6 separate regions of the Homo sapiens genome follow, and regions 1, 2, 3, 4 and 5 are each linked to region 6. Evidence: chromatin loops called from intact Hi-C (ENCODE). Cell type or tissue: A673. All regions are shown on one strand.

Region 1 (5,000 bases), 450 kb after region 6:
TTATGTTTCATTTTAAGCAACTGGCTGTGGAGTCAAAAACACTTGCATACTGAAAAACCTGTGTCAGGGCTTCTGTCTCCCGTCTCTCTTTTTCTCTCCCGTCTCTCTTTTTCTCTCCTCCCCTTTGGGACTTTTTGGTGGTTTCAGAAGGTGGGCATTGTGATTCAGTAAATGGGGAGCCCCCGCCATCCTGCTTTGCAGCTGTGGGTCCCAAGGGGTACGATGAATAAAGGCAAGGTGGAGTGGCTAGTGAACATTGGGTCACGATCTGGAAAGAAAAAGAAAGGGGCAAATCCTGGGGGCGGGGCCAGTGGGGGCAAATGGAGCATCTGGCTCCTGTTGCTTTGGTTTGGGGTTGAAGCAGGTGCCTGGGCAGTCCTTGTTTACATAGGAGTAGCAGGGTTGGAGGAAGTAGCCTTCTCTGTGGTGGCTGTGGGAATAAGCCTCCTTAAGGAAGTCCCCTGCTTGCCCTAGGCCACCCTGCCGAGGTGGCATCTGGCTGCATGGCCTCATCACTGCCCTCACTGTTGTGCCAGTGCTCCCCACCCACGGTGCAGGCCTTCCATGGTTCTGTTTTCCTGCCACCGAGCTACCATGAAGGCAAGATGCCCATCCTGGATTTTGCAGTTTTTCCTCCCACTTCTGAAAAACAGTGGTAGAAGCTATGATTCTTGTGATTGCTGGTTCCAGAATGCACCAGTGACTGAGAGGAAGAGGATGTTCGAGAGGCCTGGGATGAGGCCCTTTGAAGCTCTATTCTCTTAGGGCTTCTCACTGTGGCTTTCGAGTCTGGAGAGCCCTGTTAGAGAGTGTAGAGGCGAAGGGATCTGTGCGTCTGGCTGGCTGGAGTCCAGCCGTCCTCAGGAGTGAACTCTAAGCTGCTGTCTTTGCTCAAGCCTCAGAAGCTTGGCTCGACCCAGGTCCAAGCATCATCCTCTTTGAACCATAGCATTAATCTTCCTCATTGGCCGTCCTCTCCCCACTTTCTGATCCCAAGGCCCTATGCAATAGCCACCTTTGTCAGATTCCCAAACAAGCCCACAGTGGTTCTGAATTCAGGTCGATCCTGTGCTTGGAACTTGCAGTTAAGTCAAGAAATCTGACATGTTGATAGGTTATAAAGCCATGTGGTGAGTATAAGAATTCAACTAGTCCCAGGATGCTATGGGAGCTCAGAAGCATGGGCAAGGGCCCTGGGAACACATCCTAGAAGAGGTGATGCCTAGTTGATACTTTAAAAAGTAGAAATGCAGGAATTAGAGGTGGCAGGGAAGAGTGTTTGAACTGAGAGGACAATCTGAGCAAAGGCTTGGATACAAGGGGAGTTAAAAGCAAAACCAAACAGCAGATTGTTTTATTGCTTTTGGGGTTCTTTGCCCACGGCTTACCTGGAGTCCCACTGCCCTTCTGCCAGGTTGGAAAGATCAAGGCAGGAAGTATGGGCCGTGGCATTAAATCTACATCCCCGGTCAGGATTGGGGTGAGGATGGCTTGGTGGCCTCTTATTAAATGATCTCCCAGTCCTTTTAGTATGGTGTAGAGGAAAGAGCCAGCACCACTCCTAACTACCTAGGCTGACCTTGGGCGAGAACCTAATCTTTCCCAGCCTTAATTGCTCCATCAGCCAAATGGAGGCCAATGTACCCACCTACTGACAGAGCATCACACTGAGGACCATAAAGATCTGTTTAGCCAAAATTAGTTCCTCCTTCATGCCGAGCTCACGAACCTATGGTTAATGAGGGTCTTATCAGAACGCTCTTTGGGCTTGAAAGAGAGGCTCTGTTCAAGTCTTGGTGGGAGGAGGGATAGTCTCCGCATCCCTATTTGGGGTAGGTGGGGTTGGGGGCGGTGGTGAATGGGGCAGTAAACTCCTGCTCGGTCCATACTCTAACCCAATAACCGGGAGGCCTGGTGGGTGTTTAACTGTGTCCTGCCCATGCAAAGACCAGTGTGTGTGTGTTTGGGAAGGGTGGGGTCCGCCCCAGGGGCGTCTGCTCAACTGCTGGGCAGGGGGACGCGAAGTGCTCGGGCCTTCTGGATCCCGCAGCAGGATCCGGGCCGGGGCTCCACTCGTTTCCCTAGCGCTCCGGCTGCCACCGCGCGGGGGTCGGCCGAGCCGCAGCGTCCGGCCTCTGGGGGCGACGTCTTTAGGCCCCGCGCCGGTCCTTGGGAGCCGGGCTCGTGCGGCGGACGGTCAGGTCCCTCCGCTAGCAAACGGCTGTCTGGGGCGCCTCGATCGCTCTCCCGCTTCACGGTAGAAGGCGGCGGCGCGCGAGGGGAGGGGAGGGCAGGCCGGGTGACTGCGACTCCGCGTGCTCACCTGCTGGTCCGCGAGGCTGAGGGAGGGGGCGCCGGGGGCGGGGCCAGAGCGCGGCTGGCCAATGGGGGAGCGCATTCGGCGGCCGGCTAAATTCCCCCTGGAAAGTGAAGGGGGCTGGGGTCGAGGGGAAAGTTCGAAGCTCCGGAGCAGCGGAGGGCTTTGGTGGCGGCCAGAACCATCCGGGGACAGTTGCAGGCGCAGGGGCAAGATCGGGGGACCGGAAGACGCCAGCCGCGGCCGCGGCCGCCTCCGCCAGGGACGGTAGGCCCAACCCTGGCTGCCCCTCCCTTCCCGGGCCCCGCCGGGCCACTCTCCCGCCATCGCTGGCTCGACAGCGCCACCTGCTGGACGTCGGCCTCCACGTCCGGCGCGCCGGGGCCCGAAGTTCTCGGAGGCTGGGACCTCAGTCTGGGAGGGGAAGGAGCTCACTCACCCCAGGTCCAGCGGCTTCAGAGCTGGAGGCAACTGCCTCTTTTGGAGTACAAGATGGGATCAGAAAGGCCTGTGACCGTCAGAATAACTTCTTGTCCCGCCCCACCCACCGGAGCTGACACTTCCACCGCACAGCCCCACCCAGGGGTGAGGAAATAGTGGCGAGGCAGTCCCTGGAAGCGGGCAGCAGCAAAGGGCGGGAGTTCGGGAGTTGCACGTGGCACCTGGTGACAGCAACGCACAGCTGGCAAGCAGCCCTGGGCTCCTCATGGACCCTGTGATCCGGGGATGTCTGTTAACACTCCAGGGGCAAAGGAAGTAGCCGCCTGCAGTGTTATAGGAGCGGGCAGAAAGCTGCCTTAGCTCCCAAGTGTGGATTGTCCTCCTCCCTCTCCTCTTGCCTGCCATAGCATAGGGCAGAAGTCTCAGAATTAAAATCAGGACCAGTTCCTTCTTTCAATAAGCATTTATTAAGAACCTACTGTGTGCTAGGCACTAGGGATATATCAGTGACTAACACACAGTCCCTGTCCTTGAGGAGCTCACAGCCTATTGGCGGGGAACCCTACATAAACACGTAATTAAAGAACTGTACTGTGCTAAGTGCTACCATAAGAGGTATTTACAAAGTGCTGTGAGGTGGCTCAGGGCTGTAATCCCAGCACCTTGGGAGGCTGAGGTGGGCGGATCACTTGAGGTCAAGAGTTCGAGACCAGCCTGGCTAACATGGTGAAACCCGTTCTCTACTAAAAATACAAAAATTAGCCGGGCGTGGTGGCACGCAGCTGTAGTCACAGCTACTTGGGAGGCTGAGGCAGGAGAACCGCTTGAACTCGGGAGGCAGAGGCTGCAGTGACCCAAGATCGCACCACTGCGCTCCAGCCTGGGCAACGGAGGGAGACTCTATCTCAAAAAAATAAAGAAAACAAAGTGCTGTGGGAACCCAGAGGAGGGAGTAACATATCAGCTGCTGGGAGATGAGGGTCATCTCTTGACTCCTGACTCCATTAAACCAAGAAAAGGCAGAGACTTACTGCCACATGACTCTGGTTAAAATGAACCTGTCTCCTGAGGTTCTCCTCTAGCCCTCTCCCATAACTGTATCAGCACAGGTTAATTGGTTTAGCTAGTTTCACACTTGGAGTAGGAAAGAAACTGGACAGGGAAGTTGCTTTAGGGGTAGAGGATGTTCAAAATAGTAACAAATTTTGAGTGCTAAGATGGGGGGGTGGGGTTGGGGATACCATGAGGGCACTGAGCCAGGGAGGGCAGGCCCAGAGCAGTGGAGCACCTGGGGTGAGTGCCTGTGCAGAGGGGAGGTCAGAGGTCACCTACCTCAAAGTTTGGTCCCCATCTCCCACCGGCTCCATCAGTAACCATTACCTTGATCCTTTGTACTGTGCCATGTTACGTGGTTGATACAGTCCCTCCCACTCCTCAAGGAGGTAATGTGCTAATTGGGGACACTAAATAGGTACAGGTCATTGAAGATTTAAGTAACAGTTTGCATTATAATAGATGTCACAGGGTGTTCATGATCAGTTGCTGAAAGAGTGGCAATTGCAATAAGTTTTAAATAACTCACTTAGGACAGACTGGTCTGGGGAGGCAGAGTCCATGAATCGAGTCTTGAAGGAGGGACACAATTTAATTGGTACTAGCAGGATAGGAAGGACATTCTGATTGAGTGGAACCAATCAGATCTTGAAGGATGGATTGTACTTTTTTTCTTTTCTTTTTTTTTTTTTTTTTTTTTGAGACAGTCTTGCTTTGATCACCCAGGTACAATCTCGACTCACTGCAAATTCCACCTCCAGGTTCAAGGGATTCTCTGCCTCAGCCTCCCCAGTAGCTGGGATTATAGGTGCGTGCCACCAAGCCCGGTTAATTTTTGTATTTTTAGTAGAGATGGGGTTTCGCCATATTGGCCATGTTGGTCTCCAACTCCTGACCTCAGGTGATCCGCCCACCTCAGCTTCCCAAAGTGCTGGGATCACAGGCGTGAGCCACTGTGCCTGGCTGTGGATGGATTTTCTTTCTTTCCTTTTCGTTTCTTTTTTTTTTTTTTTTTTTTTTCAAGATGGAGTCTCACTCTGTCGCCAGGCTGGAGTGCAGTGGCGCGATCTCGGCTCATTGCAACCTCTGCCTCCCGGGTTGAAGTGTTTCTCCTGCCTCAGCCTCCCGAGTAGCTGGGACTACAGGCACACACCACCATGCCCAGCTAATTTTTGTATTTTTAGTGGAG
Region 2 (5,000 bases), 120 kb after region 6:
TAGAACGTTTCAGTAAATATTGGCTTTCACTCTTAATCCTAACTATATGACCTTAGGCAAGTCACTTCCCCTCTCTGGGCCTTGGTTTCCTCATGAGCCTGAAGCTTCTTTTATTCATACCTTAGGGATGTGGCCCCTACCTGTACTACAAACTCATCATCTATCACACATAAAAGCATCTCCACCCTCTGGGGTCCCCAGTTGATAACTCTGCCCATAGAAGGACCATTGGGATTCCTAGAAATGAGCAAAGGCCCAAATAGACAAGACTAGGATAGATTCACTTTTCTTAGTATACTTTGTAAAAGTTCCAACTCACTCACTCAGCTCCCACTTCTAAATCTTAGCCTCCTCTTTTCCTCCCAAGCAGCCTTACTTCCTTAATCATCTTCATCCCAGGCCCTAAGGGAAAGGATGCTCAAGAGCACTGCTATCCTCTGGACAGCTCCTCTAGCCAAACCCCCATTTGGATCCCAAGTTTTTCCTTTAGGTTTCTCCTCCCCAACCCCAACTCCAACCCAGGGAACTGCAATCGCACCAACCTCTGCTGCCCTCTGCTGTCTAGTTCCAGATGTGCTGGCTCCAGTTGGGCCAGTTATGTCAGCTTCCAAGGACCTGTCAGTTTTTCCAGGCCCTAGCTGCCACTGTGACCTCAGGAATACAACTCAGATGCCCTCTGCAATATCTGTGCTCTCCCTTAATCTGGACAAATGCACAGTCTTTCCTATTCAGACTCGACAGCCAAGCCACATCTGGTGTAGTCCATGAGTTCAGAACTGTTATTTTCAGCAAAGAAAGGAAGCTGCTAGAGCCATCCATACTCTCATCTAAGCCCCCTTCTCAAACATTCTGCAATCATTTATTACGCATTTGCTGTGTGCCAGGCACTGTGCAAAATGCTGAGGATGCATTCTTATTGAATCCTGGCATCAACCTTCCCAGTAGGTAAAATTATTATTATTACTTCCATTTTAAAGATGAAGAATCTGAGACTCAGAAAAGTGAATGTCTTACGCAAGGTCACAGAGCCAATGAATGGCAGAGATGGGGCACAAAAACAGATCTACCTAGCCCCAAAGCTGGTGTTCTTAACCACTGGCCATAGTGTGGAGGGTAGCTTGGAGGGGAAGAGAGTGAAAGCAGACTAATCATTTAGGATCTATGGCAATAGTCCAGGGCAGAAAGCAGAGGAAGTGATGATCTTTAGATACATGTAGGAGGTAGACTTGACAAGACATGGTGTCAAGGCAAGGGGGAGGGAGAGGTCTGCAATGACCCTCAGAATTCTGGCTTGGGCAACTGGGTGGACAGGGACATGTTGGGGCATGGGGGAAATGAAGAGATCCATTTTGCACATATGGAGAAAGAGACATCCAGGTAGGGAAGGTCAGTAGGCAATTTTTTTTTTTTTAATCTTGCTGTGTCGCCAGTCTGGAGTGCAGTGGTGCGATCTCGGCTCACTGCAATCTCCGCCTCCCAGGTTCAAGCAATTATCCTGCCTCAGCCTCCCGAGTAGCTGGGACTACAGGCACATATCACCATGCCCAGCTAATTTTTTGCGTTTTTGTAGAGACGGAGTTTCACCATGTTGGCCAGGATGGTCTTGATCTCCTGACCTCGTGATCCGCCTGCCTTGGCCTCCCAAAGTGCTAGGATTACAGGCATGAGCCACTACGCCCAGCCAGCAATTGGTTTTATGAGTCTAGAGCTCAGGAAAGAGACCTGGGCCAGCACCGACTTGGAGATGGGTGAGAGTGGAGTGTAATTCATCAGAAGAAAAGAGGGCTGAGGCCAGGACATCAATATTTAAGGGGAAGGGAGAATAAAAGAAGTGTAGGAAAAAGACTAAGAAAAAGTAGCCACAGATGTAGGAGAACCAGGAACAATTGTCAAGGAAGTCAAAGAAAAGGAGAGGTTCAATGAGGGAACAGTTCTGCTAAGTTGACTACCACAGAGAAGTCATTAGCCTTAAAATGGCCCTTTAGATTTGGGAAGTAGAAGGCTGTTCTCGTTATCTATTGCCATGTAAAAACAAAACAACAAACAAACAAACAAAAAACCTTAGTGGCTTAAAGCAACACAAATCATGGTATTATCCTATCATCTCTTATGGTTTCTGTGGGTTAGAAATTTGGGGTGGGCAAGGAATCTGGCTCAGGGTCTCACCTATTGTTGCAGCCAGAGAGGGGCTGGAAGCTAGAACATTGGGTGGCGGGGAGCTGGGGGCTGGCCTGGGGCTGGCTGGCCTTCTCTCTCTCTCTTCCTGTGGTCTCAGGGCCTTTCCATGCCACTTCTCTGCAGGGGCTACTCTGAGCTTCCTCACAGCCTGGAGGTCTCCGGGGAGTAGACCTGCTTGTATGGCAACTGAAGACCAAGAGAAAGAGTCCCATGTGCTACAGACAGAATGCTCGTGTGCCTCCGAATTCATATGTTGAAACCCTAATCCCCAATGTGATGGTATTTGAAGATGGGGAAGTTTGGGAGGTGATTAGAGGTCATGAGGGTCGAGCCCACCTGGTGGGATTTGTGCACTTATAAGAAGAGACCAGAGAGCCCCATCTCTGTCTACCCCCTCCCTCCCTCTCTCTCCACCTGTCATATCAGGACATAGCAAGAAGATGGCCATCTGCAAACCAGGAAGAGTGTTCTCACCAGACACCTGATCTGCTAGCACCTTGATCTTGGACTCCTCAGCCTCCAGAACTGTGAAACATAAATGTTCATTGTTCAAGCCACCCCATCTATGGCAATGTGTAACAGCAGCCCAAACTAACTAATACACCATGTTTCTGTACATCAGCAATGAAAAATCCAAAAGGAAATGAAGAAAATAATTCCATTTACAGTAGTACATAAAAGAATAAAATATCTATCAATAAATTTAACCCAGGAAGTGAAAGACTTGTATACAGAAAACTACAAAACATTGCATATAGAAATTAAAGAAGACCTAAATAAATGGAAAGTTCACTTTCACCACCTGCCATTGGTCAAAATACTCATAAAACCCTGCCCAGTTTCAAGGGGAGTGGACAAAGACATCCCCATAACCTGCCATCTCTCAGTAGCGAACACCACAAAGGTCATTAATGCCTCTAGCAAGAGCTCCTTTAGTGGAGTGGTCGGGGCTCAGATCAGACCACTATGGGCGAGGATAGGCATAGACAACTTTACAGAAGGGCATACAATACCTGAATCAATGAAAAGATAAGGTATATTCCAGGATGTTTTTAAAAACTCAGACATTTTCCCCAGATTAATCCAAACATCTAATGCAATATCAATTTGAATCATAACAGGAATTTTTATAGGACTTGATGTGCTGATCCTGAGATCATCTAGAGAAGGAAATATGCAATATGACAGAGAAGTGTTTAAAAAATGGGCAGGAAGTCTTCCACTGCCAGCTATCAAAGCACAACACAAGCTATAGTAATTAAAGCAGTGTAATGTTGGCACCGCGACATAGATCAATGGAACAAAAGAGTCTAGTACAACCCCACGTATATGTGAGACTATAATATGCACTACATAAGGCATTGAAAATCAATGAAGAAAAGATATACTCGTCAATAAATGGTTACGGGACAATTAGTGTCAAATTGGGGGTGGGGGGTTAAGGCACAATATTCTTAAATCTGTACCTCATGTCATATCCAAATACAATTCCCAAATGGATTAATGAGCTAAATACACGTGCACTCACAAAAAAATTATATGAAACTGTGAGAATATATAGGACAGTATTTCCTTGTTAAGTAAGTCACAAGTCCCAGAAATTATAAGAGTATCTTGATAGGTTTTTGGCTACACAAAAAAAATTTCAGTCTCTAAAATTAAAAACAAAGTTAAAAGGGAGAAAATACTTGAGGTATATAAATATTTGTCAAACAGATAAATGAAGAATGCACATAATATATAAAAAGATCTCATTTTTAAGTTAATAAGAAAAAAACAAACAACCCAATGAGAACATGGGCTAATGAAAGGAATGGGTACTCAAAGATGAAGAAAAAAATAAAAGGCAAATAAAACATAAGGAAGCATAGTCAACCTTTACCAGCCAGCAGGTAAACACAAAGCAGCAAGAGACCAATTTTCACCCATAAAATTGGTAAAACCTTAAACCATTGATGTTATCCAGTGTTGAAGACATTGTGGAAACAGCTATTTTATTGGTAGAAGTGTGATTTGCTACAGCTTTTCTTGGAGGGCAGTTTGGCAGAATCTATTGACATGACAAAATTGTACGCTTTTCTACTTCTAGATATGGATCCTAGAGCAATGCTTCATGTGCGTGAATTTTCATGGCCCCTGTTTGTAACAATGCAAAGTCAGAAACAACCTGAAGGTCCATCAATCATGAAATGCAAGCAGGGTAGGGATTTGAGGACAAGGATAAAGGTCTGGAATCTCCCACAAGGGCAACAGAAAATACAGCTGACTCAGGACAGGGAAAAGGATTGCCAAGCAGCACCAAGAGGCCTGCCGAGGTTGGACACCAAAAATTTGGAGTGATCCCAACCAACAGGGTTGGGATATATTCTCCTGTAGAGAAGACAGATGGTTCAAATGCCCTGGGGTTTACTTATTTATTCAATAAAAAGTTATGAATGCCTACTAAGCTCCAGGTAGTGTTCTAGGCCCTGAGATATAACAGTGGACAAACATAAACAAATAGGTACACAATATAATGTCAGGAAAATACTCTGAAGAGGTAATAATACAGAATAGGAAATAAAGAGTGACAGAGGCACTGTTTAAATAATGAGGTCAGGGAAGTCCTCTCTGAAAAGGGGACATCTGAACAGAGGACTGAATGAAGCGAAGGAATGAGCCATGTTGGCATCTGAAAAAAAGAGCATTCCTGTTAGTGGGAATGGTATATGCAATGACCCTGGGATGGGAGCATGCTTTACTTGGGGATGGACATTGGCAGGATACATGGAGTGGAAGCACAAAGGAACAGGAGAGTTAAATGTGCTAGCAAAAGCGAGGTT
Region 3 (5,000 bases), 220 kb after region 6:
AAAAGTCAAAAAACAACAGATGCTGGCAAGGTTGCGGGGAAATAGGAACGCTATTGTTGTTGGGAATGTAAATTAGTTCAACCATTGTGGAAGATGTGGCAATTCCTCAAAGATCTAGAACCAGAAATACCATTTGACCCAGCAATCCCATTACTGGGTATAGACCTTCTTCTTTTTTTTTTTTTTGAGATGGAGTCTTGCTCTGTCACCCAGGCTGGAGTGCAGTGGCGCGATCTTGGCTCACTACAACCTCCGCCTCCCGGGTTCACGCCATTCTCCTGCCTTAGCCTCCCGAGTAGCTGGGACTACAGGCGCCCACCACCACGTCCCCTAATTTTTTGTATTTTTAGTAGAGATGGGGTTTCACCATGTTAGCCAGAATGGTCTTGATCTCCTGACCTCGTGATCCTCCCGCTTTGGCCTCCCAAAGTGCTGGGATTACAGGTGTGAGCCACCGCGCCTGGCCAGACCTTCTTTAAATATCAAGTTTCCTGCTTCACTTAAAATGGGTTTCGACAGCCGGGTGTGGTGGCTCATGCCTGTAATCTCAGCACTTTGGGAGGCCTAGGTGGGTGGATCACAAGGTCAGGAGTTCCAGACCAGCCTGACCAACATGGTGAAACTCCATCTCTACTAAAAATACAAAAATTAGCCGGGCGTGGTGGTGTGCACCTGTAATACCAGCTACTCAGGAGGCTGAGGCAGGAGAATCGCTTGAACCCAGGAGGTGGAGGTTGCAGTGAGCCGAGATCATGCCACTGCACTCCAGCCTGGGTGACACAGTGAGACTCCATCTCAAAAAATAAATAAATAAAATGGGCTTTGACAATAGATGCTGATGAGGCTGTGGAGAAATAGGAACACTTTTACACTGTTGGTGGGAGTGTAAATTAGTTCAACCATTGTGGAAGACAGTGTGGCGATTCCTCAAGGATCCAGTACCAGAAATACCATTTGACCCAGCAATCCCATTACTGGGTATATACCCAAAGCATTATAAATCATTCTACCATAAAGACACATGCACACATATGTTTATTGCAGCACTATTTACAATACCAAAGACTTGGAACCAACCCAAATGCTCACCAATGATAGACCGGATAAAGAAAATGTGGCACATATACACCATGGAATACTATGCACCCATAAAAAAGGATGAGTTCATGTCCTTTGTAGGGACATGGATGAAGCTGGAAGCCATCATTCTCAGCAAACTAACACAGGAACAGAAAACCAAACACCGCATGTTCTCACTCATAAGTGGGAGTTGAACAATGAGAACACATGGACACAGGGAGGGGAACAACACATACTGGGGTCTGTCGGGGGGTGGGGTGAGGAGGGAGGGCATTAGGACAAATACCTAATGCATGCAGGGCTTAAAACGTAGATGACAGGTTGATAGGTGCAGCAAACCACCATGGCACATGTATACCTATGTAACAAACCTGCACATTCTGCACACGTATCCCAGAACTTAAAGTAAAATAAAAAATAATAATAATAATAAAATGGGTTTTGATTTATAAAAATCTTATATACATATAGTAGCTTTTTAGTATACACGCTGCCGAAGAGAGCACCATATAGCTTTTACCATATAAAGCAATATATATCTCCCAACCTTTGCCTAAAGAAATGGCTAGTAAGAGGAAAGCAATGCCCTCAGGATGCCACATGGTATACAGAAAAAACATTATCCAATCATGGGAACTCAAGAAAAAGTAATTTTAAAAAGAACATTAGAAGTATGCCTAGTGATGATATAAGCAATTTCACATATAGGCCTATCAACAGGAATCTTTATGGCCCATTTCTCATCTTGGCCAGGGTTTAGCACACAGTAGGCAGTGATTACAACAAAGCCACATATATGTGGATGGAAGTACAGACCACTGTATTAGACACACATATACCTGACCCTCTTGCAGCAGCAGCAAAGAGAAGAAATAAGCAGTTTGGAATCAGACCTGCTCTAGCTTAATCTCATACTAATTATGTGAACTTACATACTGGTGCTTCACCTATTTCCTCATCCGTAAAATGGGGATAATACCAATCTCATGGGGCTGTTACAAGTCTTAAATGAGAGAAAGGTAAATCACTTAGCACAGTGCCCAATATGTAGTAGAAACTCAATAAATGCTAGCAACTTTCCTCTTCTTGGGTTGCGTCTTAGACAGACCTTCCTTCCTCAATGCTGCCCTCCAGTGGACTAGGTGTCTCCTCCCACTATGTAAGGTGGGTCCCACATGAAAATCCAGTACAGGAAAATCTAAATTTCAAAAATAGGTAAAGTTTATTTTTCTCATTTACTAAAGAGGTTTTTGTAAAGTTTAGGCTAGAGGATATTTAAATTTTGATTTGATCTACACAAGTACAGCTGATTTGCAGTTTTTCAGGAGCTTGTTGCCTATCTAAATTTCCCTATCTAAATCTAGTTCATTTCTCATCTAAATCTATCTTCCCTCCTCCCAAAATTGGTGACCACCCTGACTTTCTAGTTCAACTCAGCCTTTTCCCTAGGCAATGTCCCTGTAGTTTTACTCACCCACACAGTTGTCACAGATGCTGCAATGGGAGGCCCGGGGAGGCCGGAAGATCTTGCATGTGTAACAGTATTTCAGTTTCACAATCTGGTTGTTTATCTGGAAATTCTTGATACGAGGCGGTGGTCGCTGGCCCTGGGGCACCGCACCATTGGTAGCTTCTGTAAATCAATAAAGACAGTTAATATCACAGCTAGCCATCACTTGAGCCCAAAAGTCTCACCACCTCTCCAAAACCAATGGGGGCATTCAAAGGTTCCCCAAGCCCCCTGTCTTTTATAGACTAGACACTCAACATCACAGAATATGCCCATAAAACTCCACTAAGTGCATGCAGTTCTGTTGTATACATAAGAAAAAGTGTTTCTTCGAGGCTTTTTTTTCTGATTACAAAGAAAAACATTCATTTAAAAAAATAGCTAAAAATACATTAAATGAAAACATCCAATTTCACTAATAATCAGAGAAATAAAAATTAAAGCACAAAGATACCATTTTTACCTATCATATTAAAAAACATTACAAACAATAAAAATACCCCATGTTAGCAAGGGTGGGGAAAGGTCATTCTTAGATCTTATCAGTGAGCAATATGGCAGCTGCTACTAAACTTTTTTTTTCTTTTAAGATGAAGTCTCGCTCTGTCGCCCAGGCTGGAGTGCAGTGGTGGGATCTCAGTCTTGGCTCACTGCAATTTCTGCCTCCTGGGTTCAAGTGATTCTCCTGTCTCAGCCTCCTGAGTAGCTGGGATTACAGGGGCCCACCACCATGCCTGGCTGATTTTTGTATTTTTAATAGAGATGGGGTTTTATCATGTTTGTCAGGCTGGTCTCAGACTCCAGACCTCAAGTGATCCGCCCGCCTCAGCCTCCCAAAGTGCTGGGATTACAGGTGTGAGCCACCGTGCCCAGCCAGCTACCAAAGTTTTAAACGTGTATATTCATTTACTGATCAAGTCTACTTCTAGAAACTTATCAAAATTATAATGAGATATACGAAAGATGTTTATATAAGGATATTTGTCACAGAGTTCCTTTTAATAGTGAAAAACTAAAAATAACTTCAATGTCACAATAGAAGGGTGGTTAAGTAAATTATGTTATGTGCATAGAATGGAATATTATGCAGCCGTTAAAAATGACATAGACGAAAGAATGGTGAAAACAGGAAAATACAATATATGGCAAAATGAAAATGTATGTTAAAAAGCAATACGCATAAAACAATACTATCTTGCAAACAAAATATATGCATGTGAAAAGAAAAGACTGGTAACACAGAAACAGTTACTGAAATAAAAGTAATGCTTGCTTATTGTAAAAATTTTGGAAAAAAACAGAATAGGGCCAGGCATGGTGGCTCACGCCTGTAATCCCAGCACTTTGGGAGGCTGAGGCAGGCGGGGCACCTGAGATCAGGAGTTTGAGACCAGTCTGGCCAACATGGCAAAACCCCGTGTCTACTAAAAATACAAAAATTAGCCAAGCATGGTGGCACGCATCTGTAATCCCAGCTACTCTGGAGGCTGAGGCAGGAGAATCGCTTGAACCTGGGAGGCAGCCTGGGTGACAGAGCGAGCAAGACTCCAACTCAAAAAAAAAATTTTTTTTGGAAAAAAACAAAGTATAAATAAGAAAACATAAAAATCACTGACAGTCAGTCTCTCAGCTCAGAGATATTTATATTTTTTGGCGTATTTCCTTCTAATCTTCTATTAACAGGTAAACATTCATAATTTTTAAAAAATTGAGATCATATTATAAATGCAGATTTGTACCATGAAGTATTTACTTAATATTATATGCTGTGAACATTTTCTCATTGTTAATTTTTTTTCTAAAACATAACTACTGGCAATATTCCATCATATACGTGTACTATGATTTATTTAAATATTCCATATTGTTGGGATTTTTTACTATTTAGGTGATGTTTCATGTAAAAATTTAAAACATTACAGAGAAAAGCTTAAATCTCCTTCGATCACCACCTCAATCCTAGTCCCCTCCTCCCTTCCAAGAACATACTCATGTGTTAAAATTAATTTCTAAAACAGAAAGAATAAAGAAAAGAATGGTGAAGTATAAGCAGTAATACATGAAGTTGCCGGCATTAAAATAGCTACTCATATTTAAAAGAAAAGAAAAAATGATGCACCAAAAATCCTTCTACAGTAATTTGTAAAAATCTGTTTATCTCCTTTAGCTAAACCCTCAGAGAAGTAGAACTACTGGGTCAAAGGGTATGACCCTTTAAAGTCCATATTACTTGTTGCCAAACTGCTTCCCAGACAGACCGTATGAATTTGCATGCCTGCCCATCCGCAGCATATGAGAGTGCCTGTCTCATTGCACTCTCACCATGCAGTATAATTCTAAAAACAGAATATTTTTCAATTCACTTTGATTTTAAAAATATCTGCCATATGGAACATTTTTCCTTTTTTTG
Region 4 (5,000 bases), 300 kb after region 6:
GACTGAGGAAGATGGTCATAGGGCTGATACCAGGAGAGAATGGTGTCATGAAATCTCAGGATGGAGTTTCAACAATGACAAAATTGTCTTTAATCCCACTAGAAAGTAAGCTCTAGGAAGCAATGGGACATATCTGCTTTGTTCACCAATGTATTCCCAATGCCTAGAGGCTTGGCACATACTAGATGGCCAAAAATATTTCATGAATAAGAAAACAAATCGGCTGGGTGCGGTGGCTCACGCCCATAATCCCAGCACTTTGGGAGGCCATGGTGGGAGGATCACCTGAGGCCAGGAGTTCGAGACCAGCCTGGCCAACATGGCGAAACTCCATCTCTGCTAAAAATACAAAAATTAGGCTGGGCGCGGTGGCTCACGCCTGTAATCCCAGCACTTTGGGAGGCCGAGGAGGGCGGATCACGAGGTCAGGAGATCGAGACCATCCTGGCTAACACGGTGAAACCCCATCTCTACTAAAAATACAAAAAATTAGCCGGGCATGGTGGCATGTGCCTGTAGTCCAGCTACTCGGGAGGCTGAGGCAGGAGAATCACTTGAAACAGGGAGGCAGAGGTTGCAGTGAGCTGAGATTGTGCCACTGCACTCCAGCCTGGGTGACAGAGCGAGACTCCGTCTCAAAAAAAAAAAAAAAACAAAAATTAGCCAGGCGTGGTGGCGCATGCCTGTAATCCCAGCTACACGGGAGGCTGAGGCAGGAGAATCACTTGAACCCAGGAGGCGGAGGTTACAGTGAGCCAAGATCGCGCCACTGCACTCCAGCCTTGGCAACAAGAGCGAAACTCCGTCTCAAAAAAAAGAAAAGAAAAGAAAAGAAAAGAAAAGAAAAGAAATCAACAGTTACTAAATGCCACACAAAGTTCTGGGAAGCCAAAGACTGAGAGGTATCCGTTTTATTTAGCAACTTTGGGTGTCGCTGATCTTGTCCAGAGCAATTTCTGTGGAATAATGGGGCAAAAGCAAAATGGGAATGGATTACAAGAATGAAAAGAACGGGCCGGGCGCCGTGGCTCACGCCTGTAATCCTAGCACTTTGGGAGGCCGAGACGGGTGGATCATGAGGTCACGAGATCGAGACCATCCTGGCTAACACGGTGAAACCCCGTCTCTACTTAAAAAAAAAAAAAAAATTAGCCGGGTGTGGTGGCAGGCGCCTGTAGTCCCAGCTACTCAGGAAGCTGAGGCAGGTGAATGGTGTGAACCCGGGAGGCGGAGCTTGCAGTGAGCTGAGATCGCACCACTGCATTCCAGCGTGGGCGACGGAGTGAGACTCCGTCTCAAAAAAAAAAAATGAAAAGAATGTTCTTGTCTATTATTTTTCTACAATCATTAATTAATATATATATATATTAGGCCGGGCCCGGTGGCTCACACCTGTAATCTCAGCACTTTGGGAGGCCGAGGCGGGCAGATCACTTGAGGCCAGGAATTCTAGACCAGCCTGGCCAACGTGGCAAAACCCCGTCTCTACTAAAAATGCAAATATTAGCCGAGCATGGTGGCGGGTGCCTGTAATCCTAGCGACTCGGGAGGCTGAGGCAGGAGAATCGCTTGAACCCGGGAGGTGGAGGTTGCAGTGAGCTGAGATCACGCCATTGCACTCCAGCCTGAACGACACAGCAAGGCTCTGTCTCAAAAATAAATAAATAAAATTCTTAAAAGTTGATGGGAGAAAAAAAGTTGTTTAAAAAAATTTTTTTAAGTTGATGGGAGGTGAGGAAGCGTAGTTACTGATGGCCCCTTCTTGGATAAAAAAAATCTTTTGACTCAGGAAATGAAGAACAAAGCTGCAATTACAAGGGATCAAAGGCGATTTTTCCTTAAATGGAAGGAAACTTGTTATGTTCACCATCGGATCTCCGGGGCCCGGCACAATCTGGCCACTTAATAGGCATTCAATAAACCCCCGAGCTGGCTTGTGGTCGGCTTGCAGGACGCCGTCGCACAAGGACGGGCGCTGTAGTCTTTCCTTCTGGATTCTGCAGTGACGAATGAAGGCGCGGGCTCAGCCCCTGAGAGCGCAGCACCGTCGCCCTAAGCTAACCCACCTTGGGCCACGTGGAAACCAGGGGCCAGGAGGACAGACACCCGCGCGCCAGAGAAATACGGGGTGGGTGGAGAAAGGAATGCCCCACCCGCTGACAGCCGTTTCATCTCAGGCCTCCCAGTTTTCTGCAGGCCCCTCCCTACACGGCTCCTGCTTCTCTCACGCCTCGTACGGAACGGAAGTGACGTGTACGTCGCGAGCGATTGACGGAAACAGAAATTGCTTTGCGGCCCGCACGGAAATTGCTTTCCTTCGGCTTCCGTTCTTGGTCCATGTGAGAGAAGCTGGCTGCTGAAATGACTGCGAACCGGCTTGCAGAGAGGTGAAGGGCAACGAGGGGAGGGGGGATTCTGGGTCTCGTTGGGGGCCGGGTTCCCCAGCTTTTGGGAAATGGGAGCCCCCCCTTTAACAGATGGCAGTGGTTCCCCTGAAGAGCTGGCCATTCGTTCCTATTTTCCGCGATCCAGCCTTTAAAGCCCTTTTAATTTAATTTCATTCGCTTACTCCGCTCCTCAGCTGTATAGCCGCATCCCTGTTGGTCCTGATGCTGTTTCTGCCTCCCCAGCTCATTTACTGTGTTTCACATTTTTCGTCACGTGGCCCCTTTTTCTGCCTCTGTCGCGGCCCGATTTAATCCTCTGCGCAGGCAGTGCAGGCGTTATAAACTCCCCGAATCTTGGAAAGCTTTGCTGATTGGAGTCATCCACCACGTTTTGGCTCCTGTGATGTTTTGTGCCCCCCCCACCCCGCCCCCGGAACTAAATGTAGTCCGTTTAGTAATGTTGGCTTTGCAAATACTAATAATATATGCTGTTAGGTAATGGTACATTTTATAATTTGTTTGTGGGTACCAATCTCCTTAGTTAAGCACCTACTTTACTAAGCAAGCCCCAGGGAAAGTGGCTTACCCAGCTGCTTTCGACCTGTTTCTCCATTCCTGGGAACAAGGATCAAGATAACACTTTTGATTAGGCTGCCTATCAATGAGTCAAATATATGGAGGATGCTTAGAAATATTAATCGTGAAACTGCCTTGCCTCCAGGGCTAGCTAGCAACAGCGTCTTTGGCCATATTATTCTAGGGTCTGACATTTTTACAGCTTCCCATAGGTCATAGGAAATGTTGTGCCAATCCCTGAAAAGTGATAGCTCTTTTACATGCAGTTTTGAAGTCAGGCATCACTCTTGGAGGTGATGCCTGACTTCAGTCTAAATTTCACATCTTGACAAGTTTCCAAAGGCATTCACGCTGCTTTATATATCTTCTGAGGGATAGGGCTATTCTGTGCTGAAATTACAATGTTTTCGAGATTGTTTTAATAGATTAGACATTGCTTCAAATAATAATATTTCTTTTTTTAATTTCGACTTTTATTATAATTAAGGGATACATATGCAGGTTTGTTACATGGGTATATTGCATTCACATTTCTCTGTTGCCTCTTTTAACAGCCTTCTGGCTTTGAGCCAACAGGAAGAACTAGCGGATTTGCCAAAAGACTACCTCTTGAGTGAGAGTGAAGATGAGGTGGGTGACAATTGCTAAACTGCCTTCAAAATTAGGGTAGAGAGCACATTCCTGGAATGGAAGGGTGTGACAATGTTCTATGTATTTGTTCAGGTCTCTCAAATAAATTGCAAATGGTTAGTGTTTCATATATAAGATACTGTATCATATTAAGTGCTATGAGGATTTGGAAACTAAGTTACAATCACTACCCTCAAGTTGCATAAGTATAATTTATAAGACCAACCAAAACAGGCCCGGGTGATGGCTCATGCCTGTAATCCCAGCACTTTGGGAGGCCAAGGCGGGCAGATCACAAGGTCAGGAGATTGAGACCATCCTGGCTAACACAGTGAAACCCCGTCTCTACTAAAAATACAAAAAATTAGCCAGGCGTGGTGGCAGGCGCCTGTAGTCCCAGCTACTTGGGAGGCTGAGGCAGGAGAATGGCATGAACCTGGGAGGCGGAGCTTGCAGTGAGCCAAGATAACACCACTGCACTCCATCCTGGGCAACAGAGCGAGACGCCGTCTCAAAAATAAATAAATAAATAACAAGAGATTTTACATGAGACTCAATTTCCATGTTGTCTTTTCCCTCCCCCTCATCCTGATTGTTTTTCCTTTTCTGTGTCTTAGGGGGACAATGATGGAGAGAGAAAGCATCAAAAGCTTCTGGAAGCAATCAGTTCCCTTGATGGAAAGAATAGGTAACGTTCCCGTCAGTTAGGGCAGGTTATATAGTCAATTCCGTGAGATTTCTCTGCAGCTAATATTTATTGAGTGCTTCATGTAAAGACCTTAATACCAGTGCCTAGCATATAGTAAGCATTATATAATTAACTGTTAGCTGTTATTAGTCTTAGTGCTATTATTGTAAGCATTTGCAGTCTTATTCCACACTGAAAATCTTTTAAAGCATTGAGTAGGCATTATTTAACCCCATTAGAGAAATAAATTTACTTACCCCCAAGGTCACCTGGCTCATAAGTTACAGGTTCAGGTGTGTTTGAATCTAAGTCCAATATGTTTTCCACTATGCTTACCTTGTAATAAAGAGAAGAGATGAGGGTTAGACAACCAAGTCCAAGTTAGGAACAGATCTCCTTGCTGCATCATGACAAAACATGACCCTAGAAGAAATACAAGAAACCAAAGCCCTGTTTGAAGAGAGAAGTGTTTGTCTCTCCCAACCCCAAGCCCCCATAAAATTTATTCATTCCTATTATATCGTTTTGCCTAATTTCAGGCGGAAATTGGCTGAGAGGTCTGAGGCTAGTCTGAAGGTGTCAGAGTTCAATGTCAGTTCTGAAGGTAAGTTGAACAAAGGAAGATACCCATGCATGAAACCTGTGGAGTTCCAAGGGCATTGTGTTCACCTCACCCCCCCTAGGAACTGTTTTTGATGTGGTTAATGACTCATACCATA
Region 5 (5,000 bases), 590 kb after region 6:
AGTGTGTGCCACCACACTTGGCTAATTAAGAAAAAGTTTTGGCTGGGTGTGGTAGCTCACGTCTGTAATCCCAGCACTTTGGGAGGCCGAGGCGGACAGATCACCTGAGGTCTGGAGTTTGAGACCAGCCTGGCCAACACGGGAAAACCTCATCTCTATTAAAAATACAAAAATTAGCTGGGTGCGGTGGCACGCGCCTGTAGTCCCAGCTACCCGGAAAGCTGAGGCAGGAGAATAGCTTGAACCCAGGAGGCGGAGGTTGCAGTGAGCTGAGATGGCATCACTGTACTCCAGCCTGGGTGACAGAGCAAGACTCTGTCTCAAATAAAAAAAAAAAAAAAGAGAAAATGGTTTTTGTATAGAGATGGGGTCTTGCTGTGTTGCCCAAACTGGTCTTGTACCCCTGGGCTCAAGTGATCCTCCTGCCTTGGCCTCCCAAAGTGTTGGGATTACAAGAGTGAGCCACCATGCCTGGCTGATTTCCATTGTATGAACAAGAACATGGATGCACTGAGACTTAGTGACTTGTCCAATGTAGTAAGCGATGAACGGGGATCTGTCTCACGTCAAGTCTAGGCTCTTTCTATGATATTACACTGTCTTTCTAGCCAGTTCCCAGCTCTGGGACTCTTGTAGGGATGCCAGGTTTACCCCAGCCAGTTTCCCTGACCCATGGGGGCCTGGCCAGCAGGACATTCACTACCCAGGAGGCCCGTCTAGGACATTCCTCCCTGAATCAGATGCCGCAGACTGGATACCTCCAGGAAGCCCAGTGGGTTGACACTTATGTCAACTCTGGGCCAAAGGAGTCTCCGGGATGTCCTTGCCTTGGGCAGAAGCTGGGGACCACACAGCCAGCTGACTCTGCTGCCCTGCCTTTGGGGCTACAGCATCTTGCCACTGGGCCCCCCAAACTATCCTTTCCCTCAATACCTGCTCATTTGCTCAGGCCCCCGGATCCAGCCTGGGGACTGTCTTGCCAGGGTCCTTCCATCAGAGAGCCCAGGACCAGATGCTGCTCTGAGCACCACCACCTAGAGTAGTGCCAGGGAAGGATGCCCAGCCCAGAATAGCTGGAGCAGCCCCCACCCCTTGAGGGAAGCTGACTCAGCCCACCCTCAGTGCGTGCTGGGGGCAGAGGAGGGCACACAGATGTGCTGAGAGATCCCTGGAAAGCAAGGCTCAGCTTCTTCTGCAACTGTCACCAGCAGATGCAGAGAGAGGTCAGTATTTATCCTCTTGTAACACCTGAGGGGACATAATTCTTCCTTACCTTAAAGAGGCCCCTCCTTTATACAGCATCCCTCATTGCCTCACTGGAAGGGGCCTTGCTCCCTAAGGGCCTCCCTAGTCTCCTGAACCACTTCCAAGTCCCTTGAAAATCCCAGCATGATTCAAGTGGCACAGCCACATGAGTTAAAACCTTGTTCTGGGCCGGGTGCAGAGGCCGAGGTGGGTGGATCACCTGAGGTCAGGAGTTCGAGACAAGCCTGGCCAACATGGCGAAATCCTGTCTCTGCTAAAAATACAAAATTAGCCAGGCGTAGTGGTGCATGCCTGTAGTCCCAGCTACTCGGGAGGCTGAGGCAGGAGAATTACTTGAACCAGGGAGACAGAGGTTGCAGTGAGCCAAGATCACACCACTACACTTCAGCCTGGGCAACAGAGCAAGACTCCATCTCAAAAACAAAAACAAAAAACAAAAAACAAAAAATCCTTGTTCTGATTCCAAGTCCCCTTGACTTCTATGCCCCTAAGAGGCTGTGCTGGGGCAGGAGGACTGAGACAGGTTCCCAGAGATTCCCCTAGATTAGTGGTTCCCAAATGCCAGTTCACAGCTAACAGCATGAAACCAGTGAGGGACTTGTTAAAGTACAGACTCCTGGGGCCACAGCCCCCAACACTCTGGTCAGGCAGATCTTGGGGGCAGGCCCAGGAATTAATTTGTATTGTTAGAATGTCCACAGCTGATTCTGATGTGCCTCTAGGTCTGGGGTGGGGGTGGGGTGGGGACGGGGTCATTACCCCTAGGCTTCCTAGTGAGCCCTAAAATCAGAAATGACTTTTCCTGAGCCAGAGCTTCAAAACCAGCTGTATGAACCCCAGGGCGATCTGGGTAACCAGGGAACTCAGCCTGATAAAGTGGATCTTTTCAGGCCCTAAACTTAGGGTAAGTGAAACGGTTCCAGTTATACCCAACGTCCTTGGGTTGTTTCCTTGAAACTAGGAAGCAAGAGCCTCTTATCTATAAGAGACAACCAAAGATTAATCCCGAGTATAACCTGAGTATCAACCACTCTGGACACAAGGCTCAAGATGAGAGTGAGAAAAAATAGATTACATGTCTGCCGCGCGCCTCCTGCTGGTAAGACTAATTAGTGAAGGCAGGAGGCAGGAAAGTTTATCAGTTTTTTTCTGACCAGTACTGACCATTTCCCGGGATGGACGCTCAAACAGAAGGCGCTAATCCTGGTCCCAATCTGTGCATTTAGACACCTGGAACTAGAGGGGTTACTCATAAAAGGGAATGGGCTGGGAGTGCCCTGCAGCTACCTCTGCCAAATCACTAGGGCTTAACTCTCCTAAGGGGAGTCTGTGAAACCTACTAGACTGGTAGAAGGGAGGGACAGAGAGGAGACATTGAGAAACACCTCACCTGCCCAGGGAGACAGATTTTGAAGCTGGGTAGGTAGGCAGTCCTGGTAGTCTTTTTTTTTTTTTTTTGAGACGGAGTCTCCCTCTGTCGCCCAGGCTGGAGTGCAGTGGCGCAATCTTGGCTCACTGCAAGCTCCGCCTCCTGGGTACACGCTGTTCTCCTGCCTCAGCCTCCCAAGTAGTTGGGACTACAGGTGCCTGCCACCACGCCCGGCTAATTTTTTGTATTTTTAGTAGAGATGGGGTTTCACCGTGTTGGCCAGGATGGTCTCGATCTCCTGACCTCGTGATCTGCCCACCTTGGCCTCCCAAAGTGCTGGGATTACAGGTGTGAGCCACCGCGCCTGGCCAGTGGTCTCTCTTAAAGACTACCAGGATTGGCCGGGCGCGGTGGCTCACGCCTGTAATCCCAGCACTTTGGGAGGCCAAGGTGGGTGGATCGCAAGGTCAGGAGATGGAGACCAGCCTGGCCAACACGGTGAAACCCCTGTCTCTACTAAAAATACAAAAATTAGCTGGGTGTGGTGGCGTGCACCCATAATCCTAGCTACTCAGGAGGCTGAGGTGGGAGAATTGCTTGAACCCGGGAGGCAGGGGTTGCAGTGAGCTGAGATCTCGCCACTGAGATCACGCCACTGCACTCCAGCCTGGGCGACAGAGCAAGACTCCGTCTCAGAAAAACAAACAAACCCACCAGAGGGCATAGAGAGAGGCCCCTAAGCCATGATGTAGTTGAACTAGAATGAGAAATGGACCTCATAACCTGATTTGAATCTATAGGTGGTACTTAATCCCTTCCCCATCGATAAAGTAGGTACTGTGACCCTCTGAATTTAATCTTAAAGTACTGGAGAAAGTTTCAGGTACAAGCATAAATAAAAAACCTGGGCCAGGCACGGTGGCTCACACCTGTAATCCAGCACTTTGGGAGGCTGAGGCGGGTGGGTCACCTGAGATTGGGAGTTTGAGACCAGCCTGGCCAACATGGTGAAACCCCATCTCTACTAAAAATACAAAAAATTAGCTGGGCCTCGTGGCCCTTGCCTGTAATCCCAGCTACTTGGGAGGCTGAGGCAGGAGAATCGCTTGAACCTGGGAGGCAGAGGTTGCAATGAGCCAAGATAGCGCCATTGCACTCCAGCCTGGGCGACAGAGTGAGACTCCGTTTCAAAACAAAACAAAACAAAACAAAACAAAACAAAACAAAACAGGCTGACCTAACCCCTACTCACCAATTCCAGGTAGAAACCCTGGCACCTCAGATAAAGGAGAGGTACCCCAGGCATTGTTGTTCTCCCTGTCTATTTAGGGAGATCACCAAATGAGAAGGATGATATCAGACCACATCTAGTTTTCAGTCTCGATGCTTCCAACCGAAATAATGACAATTATTAATAGCAGCTAACATTTATCGAGTGCTGTGTACTACTAAGTACAATGTTATATGCTTAATGTGGACCGTCATGCTTAATCCTCACATCACAATTACCCTCTGAGGTACAGAATGATCAAAGCTTCCTGCCGAAGGCCACATGACTGCAAGTGTTGGAGCAGACTAGAACTGAATGGTCTGAACCACAATGTTAATTTCCCTTATCTTTCTCTATTTCTCTCAACCCTGAGAGGAGGATGTGCTCCTGGGCCTGAAGTTAATGGTCCCATCTCTGCTTCATTTAGGATTAACTAGTAGATTAGATGGGAGTTGATGTTAGATGCCAGATATTATTTTATTGAAATTCAAGAAAATCCTGTAAAAATGATTTTCAATTCCATTTTGCAGAGGTGGAAACTGAGGTAATTTGTCATTCAGAAAATAAATGGTTATCAGGAAGTACTGACCTGTTCACATTATAGAGCACCATTTTCCTTGCCCTGGTTTTAATCAAATCAGAGCATTTTCTTTAATGGAAGGTCTGTACTATTCAAAGCTGACTTTTGATCTGTCGACAAGTAAACAATCCTTATCCGGAGATCGACAACTTCATTCCCTTCATTCTTAGCTGAATTCATTCTTAGGTCAGGCTTGGGCCCAGAACGTGGGGGTAAGGGTTGAGCAGGCTCCTGAGGAACAAATCATCCTCCCAGGAGGGGAGGGCAAGGCAGGGGGATGGAAAGTCTAGGAACGGATGGGCCAGCTTGAACAACTGAAACTTTTAAAAAAGAGGTATTTTAGAGGAGCTTCCTGCACCATTTGAAGGATGGGAAGAAATGACCTCCAAGGTCCTTTTCAGTTCTCCATTCCTCTGAACAACAAAAATAGTGATTGTGCACTGGTTTCTATGGCCATATGCATGTTAAGACAGCTATGAAGAGAACGAAGTTTTAGGTCTCTAGATAAGGATTGT
Region 6 (5,000 bases):
TATGGCGACCAGCCCTACCACCCGGCCTGGAAACATGCCCACTGTGGGGAACCCAATTGTGAGATTCCCCTCTGCCTCACCCCAGTTTTCTGGGCGGAGATGTCCACAGGCAAGTGTGGGCGGGTCCTCTGGCACATTAAGCTTTATCTGTAGGCTGGTACCTATGAAATCTGGAAGGCTGGGGATTTCGGAATCTCTGACCCATTCAACCTGGAGCATCTTGCTGAGTCCCACCAAGAATGGAGACCTCAGGGCCTAGTTGTTTGATTTGCGAAATGTCATTTTAGGCCACCTCCTTACCAGCGGGTCCACTGCACAAATGTCTTGCTCAGATCCTTAAGAGCTGAGGAGTGCCAACAGCACTCCTGACGGATGGGTGGCCAGCAGCAGAGGCAGGAGCCCTGTGCCCTGCCAGGGGAGAATCAGGAATGAAAAGCTTTCCCAGTGCTGGCTGGGCGCGGTGGTTTACGCCTGTAATCCCAGCACTTTGGGAGGCCGAGCTGGGTGGATTATGAGGTCAGGAGATCAAGACCATCCTGGCTAACATGGTGAAACGCTGTCTCTACTAAAAATACAAAAAATTACCTGGGCGTGGTGGCACGCGCCTATAGTCCCAGCTAGTTGGGAGGCTGAGGCAGAAGAATCGCTTGAACCCAGGAGGCAAAGGTTGCAGTGAGCCCAGATCGTGCCACTGCACTCCAGCCTGGGTGACAGAGCGAGACTCTGTCTAAAACAAACAAACAAACAAAAAACAACTTTCCCAGTGCTTACAAATCCATCTTCCATCTCACCTCGGCCTGCAGTGTGCTGTGTGACCACTAAGAGGCACTGTGAGGTCACAAGAAGCTTGGAGAAGCGCGGCCACCATTTCAGTCCCAGCCTCCGGGAAGTGAGAAAACCCCTAGGGAAAGGTGCAGGATTCTGGGACTCTTTGGGACATCCCTCCCTGGCAGAAAGGATCTATTCTAGTCAGCAGTGGGGACCTGGGCTGGGCACCTCATGCTGGCCGTTGCGAAGGGTGGTGCAAAGAGGAAAAGAACAGAGACCTAAAGGGGCCCTAATTCATCCCAGGCACCGGCCACTGGCAGATGACTGGCCCAAACAAGCCCGGAGGGCCACACTGCAGAACCAAGCAGGAGGCGGAGCCGAGCAGGGAAGGCGGGACCCTGGAGGACGTCTTGGCTCCTGGCTTCGCGGGTTCTTTGGGATGTTTTAGGAAGGACTCTTGACCTCCAGATGTGTGGTGGTTGGAGGTATGGGATGCAGTGGAGGACCCAACACGGAACAAACGGGAGACTGGGTGTTGTTTTGACACCTCCCTTTCATGTTCTCACGTCCATGTCATCGCCAAGTTCTTTCATTTCTACCTCCTGAATATCCCTGGAATTTTTCCCCTTTGACCCAAATCTGCTCCCTCCACCCTTGTCTAAGCCACCATCATCTCTCCTTGATGTCTCCAAGATACGGTTGCCGCATAAAATACAGGACACCCAGTTAAATTTGAATTTCACATAAACACAGAATAATTTTTAGTACATCTTGTACAATACTTGGGATGTACTTATACTAAAAAACCATTGTCTATTATCTGAAATTCCCATTTAACTGGGTATCCGGGGTTTGGTTTTGTTTCACTCTTTTGTTTTGTTTCTAAATCTGGCAACTCGACCAAGAGTTTTCCCAGCCCTGTGCCTCTTCAAGGCTTTCTCTACAGAGCAGCCAGAATGAACATACAGAAATTCAAATCTACCCAGGTCACTGCCTTGCTTAAAACCCTGACCACCTCCCAGCTCTCAACTCCATCTTCCACTGTTTCCCTAAGCCCACAGCATGCCCCCAGCAAACCAAATACACTGTTGCCTCTTAAATGTGCCCCACATCCTTCTACACACTCCCATCCCTGTCCAGCCACCTAAAGAATTCAAACATGGTTATCAAACTCAACTACCACCCCTTTTTGTCAGGCTCTTCCAGACATGTCGCCTGCCTCCCCCAAGCCAAGCACGCCCTCTTTGCACTGTATAGTAGCCTTTTGTAGAGCACTTGTTTAGCTGTATCTAAATGATTTGTTTAGGTGTCTGACTTCCCCCACTAGACTGTGTCCTCCTTCAAGGAAGGGGCCCAGTGTTATTCATCTTTGCAACCACAGTGCACAGCACAGTGCGTGGCCCAGAGTGGGGCATTCAATGAAGGAAGGAAAGAAGGAAGGAAGTAAGGAAGGAAGGAAGGAAGGAAGGAAGGAAGGAAGGAAGGAAGGAAGGAAGGAAGGAAAATTCGTGATTCCAAATCTGAAGCCTAGATGGGCCACTGGAAGTGACTGCAATGACAGTACAGGACACCAGGGGGCAGAATAACCTCAGTTTTCTTTAAGGGAGAGGGGCGTGGTACAGAAAGCCGACTTCTTGGCTCTGGGCTTCCTTCTCCAGTTCCAAAGAGAAGAGTTTTATTGTTTTGTTTTGTTTTTAAATCACGGAAACATAAAACAAGAATGGACCTTAAGAGACCATGGGAACCAGTCCTCTGCTTTTTCGTAGTTAAAAAATTCTTTGCATTTCCACTTAACTATCTGTTTTCAGGTGGTGAAAAACATCCTTTGGTTTGTTACAGACAAATCACAGAGAGGTTAGAGGACTTGCTCCAAATTACCCAGCAAGTGAGCAGTACAAGGAGGCCTGGAGCCCAGTGTTCTGCAGACATGATCCCATTTCATCCTCACTGCAGCCCCATGAGCGAGGCACTATTGTTGTCTTACAGGTGGGGAACATAGAGAGGTTGTCATCTGACTGGATCACACCGTGGTAGAGCAGGGAGTTGGATGAATGCAGGCAGGTCTCCAATCTTCCTTTCTAGTGTCCCTACCTCTCTTACACTCTCAAATCTTTGCTTGGCTCTTTTTTTTTTTTTTTTTTTTGACAGAGTCTCACTCTGTCGCCCAGGCTGGAGTGCAGTGGCGCCATCTCGGCTCACTGCAAACTCTGCCTCCCGGGTTCAAGTGATTCTCCTGCCTCAGCCTCCCTAATAGCTGGGACTACAGGCGCGTGCCACCACACCCAGCTAATTGCTTGGCTTTTTTGGGGGGGTTGGGGGGTGGGTGCTAACCCCAGATCCCTACATCCTCAGCACTCAAGCCCAGAACGTCTTCATGGGACTGACAGCTTCTGTGAATCCCGTGGGGAACCACTGGGCATCGACCCAGGCCCTGTGACAGCTACAAATAGGTAAGACAAATGAGGGTATCTGGGATGCAGACTCTAGGGAGGCATTCCTTCAAGGGCAGGGGTATGCCTGAGAGTGAGCCCCTCCTGACACTGTGTGCCCCAGGGTCCTCACTTGCCTCCCTCTAACCTTGGCCCTGGGTGCAGTATTTGAACAGAAACCCTGTTCTCCTTTCCTCCAACTGCTAGGCCAGTCTAACTATGGAGAGGTCTCAAGGAGGCAGGAGCCACTTGAGCTCTTTAAGGAAGGTGAGATGGATGGCAAGTGACCACCAGAGACTGTGTTCCGCCCTGTATAACTGCTTCATTGTAGAGCCTCAACTCAATAGGGTACAAACACACAATGCTTTTCTCTTTCCACAGTCATGAACCATCTTGGCAGGGTTCTGGAGGCTTCCCCACTTCAGAGTTCCCTGACATGGGAGAAGCTATTTGGCCACTACTTCTTCCAACCAACCCAATCCCTACCCACACCTATGCACACACCTGTCCCCAGCAGTATCTACAAAGACCTTTGTTGTTGAGGTCCCCTTGCCCTGAAGCCAGTCCTCTTGAACAGGACAAGGTAAGACAACTCAAATGTGTGACCTTTGGAGGTGTCCCTCTGACCTGAGGAAAGCGCACATGGCTGGCTACACCACTGCCGCCTCTGCTCTTTGCCCTCTCTCCACTCCCCTTTAGTTGTTCTCATAGGCTCAGGGCAGAGTCACAAGGCTGCCACCCAAGCAGATGTCCAACCAGGAATGAGATAACATGTCCCACTTCACAGCCTGACCCCCTATGCCGTCCCAATCTTGATGGCATTCTCTTGGAACCCCTCACTTGGCCACAACACTGGGCCAAAGTCTCCTGATCATCCCAGTGGTGCCCCACCACTACTTTCTGCTTATCTAGACGGGGTGGGAGCAGTAGAACCTGTTTGCTAAGCTCTTAATAAGCCCTGAAGGAAGCATTGGTCCCCTATCATTGGAAGTTCCTTGGCACTTCTTTCTTGGAACTAGTCCTCAGCTTTGGGCCCTTGTTGCCAGTTCTCAGGTCTATAGAAGTCCCACTCACATCCTGTTGAATGTCAATTGCATAATTTTGTATCCCTGTGTTCCAACTCCTGAGGACTGGAGGGAAAATGAGTGTCCCCTCTTCACCTCAGCTATTTTACATTGGATGGAAATGGGGCATAGAGTACCAAGGTGCCAAGAATGGAGGAAAGGATAAGCTGGGAGCCATTCTCAAGTAAAAGGGACCTTGGAGTAGTGGAAAGAGTAACTCATTGTCACTCACTGGATGCATGCCTTGTGCAAGTCACGGAACTCCCTGAGATTCAGTTTCTTCATCTGTAAACTGCAGATAACACAAATGTCCCAGGAATGTAGTAAAGATTAGATGAGATCATGTATGTAGAAGCCTTATATAAACTGTAAAGCACTGATCAAAGGAGTGAAGCTAATTATTAATTAGTTTTAAAGAAGCCATCCCTACCATCAAAGATCTTGCAGGGATTGGGTAGCAATTCATAAGAGATTATGACAGAGGGCTGAGCTGTGGGAGGCAGTAGAGAGCAGTTGTTAAGAGCAGGGACCTTGGTTTCTAGCTCTGGCACATCCTAGCTGTGTGACTTTGAATAAGTCACTGCCCCTCTCTGAACCTCAGTTTCCTCAGATGTAAAGTAAGGATGATAACACCTCCCTCAGGACCTGGGAGGATCGGATGAAATGGTACACAAGAAGAATGAGCTAGCACAGGGCTTAATACATAGTGGTGCCCAATAAATGTTGGCTGTAGCTAGGG

Evidence for each region. Hi-C counts contacts between places; a loop is a spot of excess contacts. Peaks named below come from ENCODE experiments on the same cell type or tissue, not always from the same donor. Only the 100,000 strongest peaks of a DNase experiment are listed, where the experiment ranks them.
Region 1: a loop joins it to region 6, with 14 times the contacts of the local background. A loop is called at or near these places in 65 of 110 quality-filtered maps.
Region 2: a loop joins it to region 6, with 7 times the contacts of the local background. A loop is called at or near these places in 67 of 110 quality-filtered maps.
Region 3: it touches region 6 in a loop (10-fold over the local background); 46 of 110 quality-filtered maps call a loop at or near these places.
Region 4: a loop joins it to region 6, with 5 times the contacts of the local background. A loop is called at or near these places in 40 of 110 quality-filtered maps.
Region 5: it touches region 6 in a loop (3-fold over the local background); 34 of 110 quality-filtered maps call a loop at or near these places.

The regions. Positions count from the first base shown.
Region 1 is chrX:130,058,015-130,063,014 of GRCh38, forward strand. It overlaps BCORL1 (BCL6 corepressor like 1), which reads left to right. Exons shown (of 14, transcript NM_001379451.1): 14 at 1-57. Among named protein-coding and RNA genes, the nearest start is that of ELF4, 50 kb to the right of the region's middle. RefSeq lists silencers at 2,215-2,474, 2,495-2,794, 2,815-2,884. In A673, CTCF peaks have their summits at 2,693 (motif pointing left) and 2,905; DNase peaks (open chromatin) are centred at 2,367 and 2,657; H3K4me3 peaks cover 916 bases; H3K27ac peaks cover 467 bases.
Region 2 is chrX:129,726,005-129,731,004 of GRCh38, forward strand. LOC124905214 (a long non-coding RNA gene) reads left to right here. Exons shown (of 2, transcript XR_007068327.1): 2 at 2,302-2,885. Among named protein-coding and RNA genes, the nearest start is that of XPNPEP2, 10 kb to the right of the region's middle. In A673, a CTCF peak has its summit at 563 (motif pointing left); a DNase peak (open chromatin) is centred at 537.
Region 3 is chrX:129,821,125-129,826,124 of GRCh38, forward strand. It overlaps ZDHHC9 (zDHHC palmitoyltransferase 9), which reads right to left. Exons shown (of 11, transcript NM_016032.4): 5 at 2,555-2,713. Among named protein-coding and RNA genes, the nearest start is that of ZDHHC9, 20 kb to the right of the region's middle. In A673, a CTCF peak has its summit at 2,221 (motif pointing left); a DNase peak (open chromatin) is centred at 2,207.
Region 4 is chrX:129,903,850-129,908,849 of GRCh38, forward strand. UTP14A (UTP14A small subunit processome component) reads left to right here and starts at 2,315. Exons shown (of 15, transcript NM_006649.4): 1 at 2,315-2,387; 2 at 3,518-3,593; 3 at 4,211-4,281; 4 at 4,821-4,885. The coding sequence starts at 2,362. LOC105373335 (a long non-coding RNA gene) reads right to left here. Exons shown (of 3, transcript NR_188631.1): 3 at 3,415-4,704. In A673, no CTCF peak of the experiment used is centred here; a DNase peak (open chromatin) is centred at 2,242; H3K4me3 peaks cover 1,817 bases; H3K27ac peaks cover 1,552 bases.
Region 5 is chrX:130,190,095-130,195,094 of GRCh38, forward strand. No RefSeq gene overlaps it. Among named protein-coding and RNA genes, the nearest start is that of RAB33A, 21 kb to the left of the region's middle. In A673, CTCF peaks have their summits at 2,371 (motif pointing left) and 2,571; a DNase peak (open chromatin) is centred at 2,337.
Region 6 is chrX:129,604,791-129,609,790 of GRCh38, forward strand. No RefSeq gene overlaps it. Among named protein-coding and RNA genes, the nearest start is that of APLN, 48 kb to the right of the region's middle. In A673, CTCF peaks have their summits at 826, 2,332 (motif pointing right) and 4,723; DNase peaks (open chromatin) are centred at 851, 2,101 and 2,371; H3K27ac peaks cover 928 bases.